4 separate regions of the Homo sapiens genome follow, and regions 1, 2 and 3 are each linked to region 4. A link is a contact called in ENCODE Hi-C or POLR2A ChIA-PET data. All regions are on one chromosome and are shown on one strand. Each heading gives the region's core, a stretch centred on a gene start or an enhancer-like site at or near the end of the contact. The rest is flanking DNA. Distances are from core to core; before and after follow the strand shown. Region 1 overlaps LOC105377448 (a long non-coding RNA gene). Region 2 overlaps LINC00616 (long intergenic non-protein coding RNA 616). Region 3 overlaps LINC00616 (long intergenic non-protein coding RNA 616). Region 4 overlaps LINC00499 (long intergenic non-protein coding RNA 499).

Region 1 (2,700 bases), core at 190-2,689, 470 kb after region 4:
ACCAAACTCACTGGTCTTTCTCCTAGGGGTGAAAAAAATACCTTGGATCCATCCCACTTCACTGGAAGTGCACAGTTCAGATTCTGTCTGACCAGTGGTTTGTTGTCTTGCACCCCAAGCACCTTGACAGCAGGAAGTAGAATGGTTCACCCAGAGTGGCCTCAAACCAGAGTTCTTTGCACAGGGAGCTCCCGGGTTAAAGTAGGACCAGACCAAACTGAGTGTGAGGTGGCACTCTTAGACCACAGTGAGGTTCCTGCCTCTGAACTGAAGTTCTCATGTGCATCTACAATATCATCTGGTCTCAAACCCAGGAGGAATATGAAAATTGAGATTAAAAGACCCGGGCTAGACGAGGTGGCTCACGCCTGTAATCCCAGCACTTTGGGAGGCCAAGGCGGGTGGATCACTTGAGCTCAGAAGTTCCAGACCAGCCTGGGCAATGTGGTGAAACCTCCATCTCCACTAAAAATACAAAAATTATCTGAGCATGGTGGTGCACACCTGTAATCCCAGCTACTCAGGAGGCCAAGGCAGAATTGCTCAAACTCGGGAGGCAGAGGCTGTGGTGAGCCAAGATTGCACCACTGCACTCCAGCCTGGGTGACAGAGTGAGATCCTCTCCCCCACCCAAAAAAAGAGACCCTCTCTTAATAAGCAAAAAACAAAGGTTTCAAATTCCACTTGCTCTGTAATATTTACCAAGCCTATCAGTACCTCAAATTTCTCATTGGTAAAATGGAAAGGAAGAGTCACCAAAATAAAACACTAGAGAAAGGATTGTAAAACAGTGAGATTAACTTTCTACTGAATGGAAATCTCACCCATTGTGTCAGGGTAACTCCTCCTGAGACACCGTAGTAGAACGGTGTCCCTTATTCCTAAGAAAATCAAAGAATGCCGTTTACTTGCTGGCTATGTTTTTTTGTTTGTTTTTCCTTATTCCTCTTGAGGATTGCTGGTGTCATGGTTTGTAATGCTTGTTACTAGCCTTGGTATTTGAGCTTAAGAAAAAAGTCCTTGTAGAAAGAAGCTGTCACAGAGGCAAAAGGAGTCAACCAACCACCCATTACCCTAAAACACTACTTTCCACAAAGCTGAGGATGAAAGTCAAGAGTCATCATGTCATGGCACAGAAATCTTTCCTCTCTCCACTCAGGAAGGTTATCTTCCTCTTAAAGACTGAACATCAGACTTGTCAAAAAATGTTCCTTATTGATCTGACAGAGACAGAATATTGAAGTTAGAGAGATATTTGCTGAACTATCTCCCTTGTCTCGGGGAAAAGCTGAAATGCTGTTGTTGACCCTGACCATGAAGATTAGAATAGAGGTTGTGTGAAAACAGAGGTAGTGCTGAGTAGAGGCACCACCTCCAGCCTCGGAATATAAGCCTTGTGATTGATAGAGGCAGGAACCCAAGCACTCGGTGAGGGCGATGTGGGGGTGGGGGACGCGGTTGGCAGCTTGGCTCCTCTCCACACCAACCGGATTAGTGACAACATCACAGGAGTTCAGTGGCTGCTCTGGTTCTGTTTGCATTGTTTCCTTCTATGCTGTTAGGCAGAAGCACAAATACACCTTGTGAGAAAACCTAATATCAGTGACAGGAAGGAATGTTACTTTTAAAGGACTCCTTGCTCAGCCATGAGGCTCCATGCAGAGCCTCCTTCCAGACAGCCCTGATCCTCCTGGGCTTTTTCCCAAGGGGCAAAAAGCCACATTCTATAGACTGCACGACCTTGGGTTACTTGGTGGGCATCTGAGTATGTCTCCTTCCTCAGAGCGCTCAAAGTTCAGTTACAGTTCTATCTACAGGAAAGAAAAGGTAGAGAAAAGCCTTTCTGTGGTTTCTTTTTTTCCACATTAATGGTATCCTTTATACTCAGTGGTTTTTTGAAATGATAAAGAGAAGGAGGAAGGAAGGAAAGAGGGAAGGAAGGAAGGAAGGAAGGAAGGAAGGGAGGGAGGGAGGGAAGAGGACGCTTTTAAAGTCAAGAAAGTGATCAAGAGCATGCTGATGTGGCACTGACGCACAGCACCTGTGGGCATGGAGCAGCGAGAGCAGGGGTTGTAATCACAGAGGGGTCACGCCGCAGCACCTGGGGAGTGAGGGAGGATTCACTATCAGAATTGCCTGAGCAACTTCCCCAAAATACTATCCTCCTCCTCCTCCCCACTAAGATTCTGAGGTTGATTTACAGCGGACAGTGTGGAAGGATGTCCGAATGTGTCGAGTGGAAAAGGCAATATGCAGAAGAGTACTTTCAGGAAGATCCCATTTCTGTAAATAATACTGTCATAATTATATCTTATTCGTGCACGTCATTATAGTCCTAGAATAATGTGAAAGAATACACAGCAGATGTAAGCAGTGGTTTTCTCTAAAGGATGACATGATGATGGGCTTTCACTCTTAAATTATACATATTGGAATCTTTCACATTATTAATCGTTATGTTTCTCCCCCATCTAGTCTCACCAGACCCCTTTATAGTTACCCTGGCATGAACCACAGACCACAGAACAAGAAAAATGTTGCAAATACTCAATTTTTAAGAAAAAAAAATTTGTTTTTGCCCTAAATCTAGGGCAGGAAGATTCTGCCATACACTGACAGAGCAGAGGTTTAGGTAGAACCCCCATGTCTATAGAGAAGAAATGGAGGAGGCATATTACAGGGGCAGGAGTGGGTGACAAG
Region 2 (2,700 bases), core at 119-2,618, 280 kb before region 4:
ATTCTTTCTTGCATGAGATCCAAGAACCTGCTCTTGGGGTCTGGATTGGGACCCCTTTCTGTAACACATATATCATTTTGCAAAAACATACTAGTATACTCACAGAATAAATTGGAATTGTTCCATCAGAGAGTATAAAATTATGGTAAATATTTTCATTTATTCTCCATATGTGTTGTACCAATTTATACTTTCTCAAGCAATATGTGAAGTTCACATTTCTCCCACATTCTTGATAAGACTGTGTATCAAACTTACATATCTTTATCAATCTTTATAGGTGAGAGATGTTATTGCAGTGTAATTTTATGTTTTATTTCTTTCATTATGATTCAAGTTCAGCACCTTTTCATATTTTAAGGGTTATGTGTATCTCTTTTTAATGAATTATCTGCTTATATAATTTTCACATTTTTCTAGTAGGTAATTAGTCTTACTCATTTATGGAAACCTTTTACATATTAAGAAAATTAGATCTGTTTTGTTTTTATATGAGTTACAATTTTTTCCAGTGTATGCTTTCTTCTTTTTGACTCTGCTACTAATAACCCTCCTTACTTTCTAGTTGTTGTAGGGGAGAAAAAATAATTTTCCCTACAATTCATATTTCTCATGTGGGACTCTCTCTAACAAAAGATACATTAATAGCAGGAAAATAAACACGTTTATTAACATGTATATTTTTATATGAGACAGCTAGGAAATGAGTAATTCTCTAGAGTAGATCTCAAAGAAAAGCATTTAAACTTCAGGCTTACATACCATTGTTCTCTGAAACAAAGAAAGAAGGATGTGGGGAAAGGCCTGGTTATGATATGACCAGGAAAAGCACCTTAAACAAAGATAAGGTTTGTTATGCAGATTTAAGTCAATATCTTCTCCAATTACTCATCTCTCTCTTCAGGGTGCAGAGAGGGAGACACCCTTACAAATAGAGATTTTCATTATAGATGTCAATTTCTCTTACAAAGGATCAACTTTTCAGAGCTGCTTTTATGTCTGCAGTTTCTCAAAATAATATGCCACAGAGGCATATTTTAGGGTTGTATATACTGGTCTCCTACAATCATATTTTGGGATGATGTGAGCCCCATCACTGCCTGTGAACTATTCATTTTGTAACCACCCAACTGGTTCTTCTTGCCTGCTGCCCAGATAAAGCTGATTTATCAAGACAAGGGAAATACAAGACAGAGTTTAATACACATAGAGCCAGCTAAACAAGAGACAAGAGTTTTATTATTACTCAAAGCAGCCTCCCAAAAATTTGGAGGCTAGGGTTTTTTAAAGCTAATTTGCGAGGGTTGAAGCTGTTCTCTTGCACTGAGTAGGTTCTTGGGTGGGGACAACAAGACCAGATGAGCCAGTTCACCAGTCTAGGTGGCGCCAGCTGATCCATCGGAATGTACTTCCTAAGAAATACCACAAACACCAAGCTTAGGTTTTACAATAGTAATGTTGTCTATAGGAGCAACTGAGGGGGTTGGTGATCTTGTGGCCTCTGGCTGCATGACTCCTGAGCTGTAATTTCTAATCTTGTGGCTAATTTGTTAGTTTTTCAAAGGCAGTCTGGTTCCCAGGCCAGGAGGGATTTTGTGTCAGGAGAAACTGTTGTCATCTTTGTTTCAAAGTTAAAGTATAAATGAAATTCCTCCAAAAGTTAGCTTGGCCTTCTCCCAGGAATGAACAAGGGCAGCTTAGAGGCTAAAAGCAAGATGAAGTTGGTTAGGTCAGATCTCTTTCACTGTCATAATTTTCTCACTGTTATAATTTTTGCAAAGGCAGGTGTAATTTATTATAGAACTCACCATACTACGTCATAATTCTTTCTACATTTGCTATCAGACTTTGAGGATCTCAAGAGCAGGTATCTTATTCAACTTTTCATGCCTCTTGTACATTAGCTTACCAGGTACTGAACATGAACCACAAATTTTTTTAATGAATTATTGTGTGCTTATTTTTTCTTTTGGGCTTAAATTCATGTTAAATTTTTAATGATTACATTGGTATTAGCTACATTTAACAGCATTTACAGCTTTGTTTTGTTGTGGCCCTACTTCTTCTTTTTCCTATTCTACTGATATTTAGTTCAATCAATTATGTAGGAGACCAGAATATGCCACCCTGAAATATGACTCCTTAGCATAAGGATTATTTTGAGCTGGTTATTTGAAGGTACCACAGACACATGAGAAGCCCTAAAAATAGAGTACAGGTTACCCTTTTGTAAAGGGAAATTTACATTTATAAAGAAAATCTCCACTGGTAAGGGTGTCTTCCTCTCTGTACCAGGAGCGAATGACTTTAAATCATTAGAGATTGTTATCAATAGACAAGGCACTGACTTAAATCTGCATAACAAACCTTACCCTTGTTTTCCATGCTTTTCCTGGTTACCGCCACATTACTGGTCCTCCAACTCTCTTTTTTCTTTTTTTCAGTAGAGGATGGTATTTAAGCCTGAACTAAGCCCACATCTTTGAGATTGACTAATTTCTGTGAATATCTAGAATGAATGTGTATCTAAGGATTAAATGTTAATAAACTTCTATTTGTTTTTCTCCTCTTAATCTATCTTTTGTTACTGGAGGGACTAGTTAAGAACTCAGAAAAAGTAGAGAAAAAAATTATTTTCTACCTTTACAACAAGCAGAAATTATTCAGCAGATTGGTGTTACGCGCGTAGGGGTGAAGAGA
Region 3 (2,774 bases), core at 30-2,529, 360 kb before region 4:
ATGATAAAATGTCACTAAAATACCATAAATTAAATTTGTATATTATTAATTATAGTTTTCAAGCTAGAATTAGTAAGAACACTGGTACCTATTTTTGAATCTTAATGAGATACCCAGCAAAGTGCCAAGGTTATTCTTTGGTAAATATGAACAAGATATGAAATATGAAAGCACCTGAATTTAAGATAAATAAACCTTAGAGGTCACTGGGTCGAGCCTCTTTAATTTGCACAGGAAGTTTAAACTGGGAAAGACATAGATATTTAAATATCCAGGCATTTAAATATTTAAATATCCAGGCATTTTCCCAGCACTGGTAATAAAGGCCAAACCCCTCAATGATGAATATATGTTGCAAGTCGTTTTGATCTGATAGCAAACATGCTGATTCATATTTTCTATTGACTAATCGACATGACATTGCATTACATACTAATCTAAAGGAAAGGCATTCTGAATCACCTCCTTTGTACAGGAGCAAATCTGGACTTGCAAGGAGATTTGCAAATATGAGCTAGTGCTAACACTGCTAAATCTAGTACCTAGGAAGTTAGGAATGAAGAGCAGACAGATCTTGTCCCTGCCTTGTTAACACTGAAATATCAAAGCAAGTCCTCAAGGATCTTACTTGCATTAAGGGCCTTTTGGTCTTGTGATGGGGAGGAAACTGAGGCAGAGCCTTCTGAACTGGAAATGGGAACTCAAAGTATGATGATTAGGGTCCCATGATAAAAGAGGGTTAAAACATCTTTAGTTCTTCAGAAATATGCTCTAGGGCTATAGGAAATGTTCCCACAGTTAGATGGAAGTGAGAGGGCACTATAAGGATCTAGAGGAAGGTAAAGTAAATAGCATTTATTTAGAACTTACTACATGTCAGACACTAAGCTAGATTGCTTGCATTAAAATATTTTCTCGACTCCTCGAAATTCTATGAAGTAGATATTTTTCTCTGAATGTGTGAGTTCCTTTGAGAAGACCACACATAGAATACATACGTTTATTAGTGGGTAGGAAAGATTTCTACTCCAACCCTAACGGAGCCCAAATCAGCTATGGTTATAGAATAGTGATAAAATGCACTTTCCAGAGCCAGACTAGCTGGGTCCAATGCTGGCAGGCCAGCTGAATGATAGAGAGAAGTCACTTCCTGTAAGCATTAGTTTTATCTGCTGTAAGACAGAACTGATAGAGTGTTTGTGGAAGTGAAACCAGGTAATGTGGGTGCAGATCTTAGCCCAGTGCCAGGCATCCAGTGAGATCTCAGCCCCCAGATCTTGCTTGTATTATACATCTTTCCAGCAGATGGAGCAATAAACCTATAAAAGCAGGGTTCTTGAGGGACCCAAAGGCCCAATCTCCTCAGAGGGACAATGGGAAATGTTACAACTTAGGGAAACACTGTTTCCTCTTGGAGAAAGCATTATGATGGCTCATAGCAAACAGTTTGGTTTGGAGCCAACTTCAGAAGACCCAGAAAACCAGTACAAGATCTGGGGACCTCAGAAATCTGTAAGAGGAACACTGATATATGGAAGGCCAGCAACCCTGACACTGGGGACCAAAATAGCCAGTGTTGAGTCAGCCGAGTAGGGCTGCCTGCAACATTTTCTCAGCTCATCACAAACTTCCCAATGTGGAGGAAACTGAACTCCTGAGGCAAGATGGGGGAATAATAATGATAACAGCTAGCACAAATGTTATCATCTCAGAATAGTGTCCTAAGTTAGAAGGAAACTGAGTGGTTAAGTAGCCTTCCCAAGGTCTCAAAGTTAAAAGTGATGAAGCTGAGAGTCTTACTCATTATGGGTTTCTATGGAGGTCCAGAGACACCATCTTAGCTCCCTGGTGCTCTCCTGTGTCCCAGTGAAAGAGTGTCTTAGTCTCCCCAGGGGTCATGGCTTTGAAAAGGAGAGTGTGACACGGAAGAGGAATCTTGTTTTTATAATTTTCTGTCTCAAGTTTCTTCAGGGTCCCTCTACAATAAAGGTACAGAAGATTATTCTCTATATACCCCAACCTCTTTGTCCTTCTCCAGCCTCACCCCAAAAGTGTTTTTGTTTGTTGTTTTTGTATAATTGTGCTTCAGAGTTATGTTTAGAAAGTTCTTCAATGGAAACAAAAAAACAAAAAAGATTTGTTGATGTTTGTATCATTGAGTTTCAGTGAAAGAAGCGGAAGCACTAAGAGATATATACATACATAATAATTTTTAACAGATAGTTGACTTCTCAGAATTGTGAGGCGGGCTTAGTAGTGTCTGTAAACGGTCGCCTTTATGTCTTGTCAGAGATGTTGGAACCAGAGCAATTCCATCTTGAATAGATGCTAGGTAAAATAAGGCTGAGACCTACTGTGCTGCGTTCCCAGGAGGTTAGGTATTCTTAGTTACAGGATGAGATAGGAGGTTGGCACAAGATACAGGTCATAAAGACCTTGCTGATGAAACAGTTTGCAGTAAAGAAGCTGGCCGAAACCCACCAAAACCAAGATGGTGATGAAAGTGACCTCTGGTCATCCTCACTGCTCATTATACTCTAATTATAATTCATTTGCTTACCAAAAGGCACTCCCACCAGTGCCATGACAGTTTACAAATGCCATGGCAATATCAGGAAGTTATCCTATATAGTCTAAAAACTGGAGAGACCCTCAATTCCGGGGTAAAAGGGTAAAGATTTTACCCCTTTCCTGGGAAAGCTCATCAATAATTCATCCCTCGTCTAGCATATAATCAATAAATAACTACAATTATACCAATCCAGCAGCCCATA
Region 4 (2,700 bases), core at 28-2,527:
ATTAATTTCCAAATAAATGACTCAGAGAATAAATTATATAGTACTTCAAATGAAGGAAATATGATCAGAGAGACAAGGAAAAACACCATAATGTAGATAGTATTTTATCTAGGTCTTTAAAATGGCAAGAAATTGTATCGTATAAAGAGGAAAGGAATGCTAAGCAGCTACTTAGAGGTAGGAAAATACTTCTATCATTATACAAATCACTGTGTATTACAGTTATTGGTTACCTGTTTAGGAATTCCTTGAAGATAAGATCATGTTTGACATTTGCACACCAGAATTTATACAAGTCCCAAGCACATAGTACAAACTCAATACATATTTTTATTGTATATATTTCAGGTAAATAACATGATGTTTTCATATACATAGTGAAATGATTACAAGTAAGCAAATTTTACATCACCTTCCATAGTTAATTCATGTCTGTGTGTGTGTGTGTGTGTGTGTGTGTCAAGAGCATGCAAAATATATTCTATTAACAAATTTTTAATGCAATATTATTAACTATAGTCCTCCTGCAGCACATTAGCACTCTAAACTTATTCAACCTACATAACAACAAGTTTTTATCCTTTGAACTACATCTCCCTATTTTCTTTCCTTCCCTACTCCTGGTAAACACTATTCTACTGTTTCTATGTATTTGATTTTTTTCTTTTTAAGATTCCACATATAAGTGAGATCATGCTATATTTGTCTTTCTGTGTCTGGCTTACTTCACTCAGCATAATGTTCTCCAGGTTCATCATTGTTGTCAGTATGTCCTTTTCTAAGGCTGAAAAATACTCTTCTCTGTGTGTATATCACAGCATTTTTATCCAATTTTTATCCATTATTCAGCAACAGACACAGGTTGTTTCCATACCTTGGCTATTGTGAATAATACTGCTGTAAACATGGCAGCACAGATATCTCTATGAGCTATTGATTTCATTTTCTTTAGGTACATATCCAACAAAGGGATTCCTTAGTCATATGTAGTTCTACTCAATAAATATTTAGTGAGTGAAACAGATGACTGTTAAAACAGTGAAGTGATAGTGAAAAAAATCATTTTCACAAAAATAAGTCTGAAAGTATTTTATGAGATGAATTGAAGTCCAAAAAGAGACTTAGATTCCTGTTAAAACGTTGTATTAACTTCCTGAGAAGAAGACAATAAAAACATGAACTGAGGGTTGACAATGAGAAAGGAGGGGATCTAAGAGGATCTAAGACACATCAGTAAGAAGGAAATGACATAATCTGATGAATCTTTAGATCTTGAGGCAAAAGGAGAGTCAAGACAAAGTTTGAAATTTGGATTCCATCTGACCATAATAGTGATGCTGCAGTTAACAAGAAGGAGGAAACGAGAGTGAGAAGACAATTTTAAGGAACTTCAAAATGTTGAGTGAAGTATGATACATACAAAACACACAAGCACCGTGGGAGTGTGCTCCAGTAATTCAGGAGGGAGGATATAAACTTGAGAGCTATTTCACACAAACCATAATTGGAGCCATGTGAGAGGATGAGATTACCAGTGAACACCAAGAAAGAAAAGAGTAAAGACACAATTTAGGAAGCTCCTGCATTTAAAGAAATAAAGGAAAAAAAAGAAGCTAGCAAAGGAAAGAGAGAAAAAGCAGAGATGCCCATGGGAGGCATGGGACAGATAGAACAGGTCAGCAGTCAGGGCCAACTGCTTCAAAGTGAGAAAAGGGGTCTTCCCGTTTAGGAAGTGGTTTTGGACGTGTGTTAGGTGGCAGCTTGTGACCATTGAGCAAGTACTTTCAGAAGAATGACTAAAAGAGCAATTAAAATCATGTATCTCAAAAATCTTTTTGATTCTGAAATTTATTAAACCAAAAATTGACATTTGGAAACTAAAATAATGGCACTCTCCAATAAGAAGTGTCCAATATGCCATCACACCTTCACTTCTGTAATTTCTCCTGGGTGTATATTCAAAGTAGCCCAAGTAATTGCAGGTTAGTGGAGCAGCTAATGGCCAACATGCCCATCTGTGCAAGCTCAGGTGTGTGTGTACTGGAGGGCTAGGGTTCCCCATACCTTGAATCCAGTCTGAGAACAGAAAGGACCCAGGAAATTCAATTTTATCCTGGTAGAAACAGAGATCTATAATCTAGGTGATCCCAATGCTCTTCTAGTAGGGGATTCAAGTAAATTGTGGGCATTTCTTTATTCTTTGGGGGGAGGCACCTAATGTCTGAAGCACAGAAGAAAGACAGCAACCAATCTCCCAACAAAGTGATTGATGCAGTAACATTTTCCCATGATATACACCATGAAGTAGAATAGAAACAGTTTCTTTTAAGACAAGGACTACCTTTACCAAATTTATAGTAAGAATATACAATGTGCCTGTAAGATGAAAACAGGTTAAATTAGCAAAACCTTGGGTTCAAAAAGGTGTATCTTACAGGCCAGTAGATGAAGTACACTGCCTCTGCTCATGCTGACATTTTTGTCAACACACTCTGCTGATTATTCAGGATAACATTTTTCATAATTGGCAAGGCCATGCCCCCTGCGTGGACTTTCTCAGTGAATGTTGAAAATTGCTAAATACAATTTATGTAATTTATTTTTGTCAATGACTTTATTAGTACTTCCACTGCTGAACTGTGTTTGTGGGTGGATGTGTGTATGAAAATACAGCCTTTACTTTTTCAAAAAAGAAGTTAT

Evidence for each region. Hi-C counts contacts between places; a loop is a spot of excess contacts on that map. ChIA-PET counts read pairs that join two places held with the same protein, here RNA polymerase II (POLR2A). Pooled maps may share reads with other maps.
Region 1: a pooled map shows a loop between it and region 4 (2.1-fold over the local background). The contact joins two enhancer-like sites. A Hi-C loop is called at or near these places in 1 of 168 maps with a recorded cell type or tissue (Right ventricle myocardium inferior) and 4 of 50 pooled maps.
Region 2: a pooled map shows a loop between it and region 4 (2.2-fold over the local background). The contact joins two enhancer-like sites. A Hi-C loop is called at or near these places in 5 of 37 single-sample maps with no recorded cell type and 5 of 50 pooled maps. POLR2A ChIA-PET finds 5 or more read pairs at or near these places in 2 of 52 experiments (activated T-cell and endothelial cell of umbilical vein).
Region 3: a pooled map shows a loop between it and region 4 (2.2-fold over the local background). The contact joins two enhancer-like sites. A Hi-C loop is called at or near these places in 1 of 168 maps with a recorded cell type or tissue (GM12878), 4 of 37 single-sample maps with no recorded cell type and 5 of 50 pooled maps.

What each region holds. Positions count from the first base shown.
Region 1 is chr4:138,863,692-138,866,391 of GRCh38, forward strand. All of the region lies in intron 2 of LOC105377448 (a long non-coding RNA gene), which reads right to left. Among named protein-coding and RNA genes, the nearest start is that of NOCT, 150 kb to the right of the region's middle. RefSeq lists an enhancer at 2,396-2,700. Within about 2 kb of position 1,440, at least 3 of the 41 ENCODE cell types and tissues checked have a DNase peak (open chromatin) inside an H3K27ac peak, as active enhancers do.
Region 2 is chr4:138,110,248-138,112,947 of GRCh38, forward strand. The region is part of intron 3 of LINC00616 (long intergenic non-protein coding RNA 616); the gene reads right to left. The region is part of intron 3 of SLC7A11-AS1 (SLC7A11 antisense RNA 1); the gene reads left to right. Among named protein-coding and RNA genes, the nearest start is that of LINC00616, 19 kb to the right of the region's middle. Within about 2 kb of position 1,369, at least 2 of the 41 ENCODE cell types and tissues checked have a DNase peak (open chromatin) inside an H3K27ac peak, as active enhancers do.
Region 3 is chr4:138,034,637-138,037,410 of GRCh38, forward strand. The region is part of intron 8 of LINC00616 (long intergenic non-protein coding RNA 616); the gene reads right to left. The region is part of intron 3 of LOC105377447 (a long non-coding RNA gene); the gene reads left to right. Among named protein-coding and RNA genes, the nearest start is that of SLC7A11-AS1, 53 kb to the right of the region's middle. Within about 2 kb of position 1,280, at least 2 of the 41 ENCODE cell types and tissues checked have a DNase peak (open chromatin) inside an H3K27ac peak, as active enhancers do.
Region 4 is chr4:138,391,519-138,394,218 of GRCh38, forward strand. The region is part of intron 2 of LINC00499 (long intergenic non-protein coding RNA 499); the gene reads left to right. Among named protein-coding and RNA genes, the nearest start is that of LINC00498, 80 kb to the left of the region's middle. RefSeq lists an enhancer at 1,152-1,231. Within about 2 kb of position 1,278, at least 2 of the 41 ENCODE cell types and tissues checked have a DNase peak (open chromatin) inside an H3K27ac peak, as active enhancers do.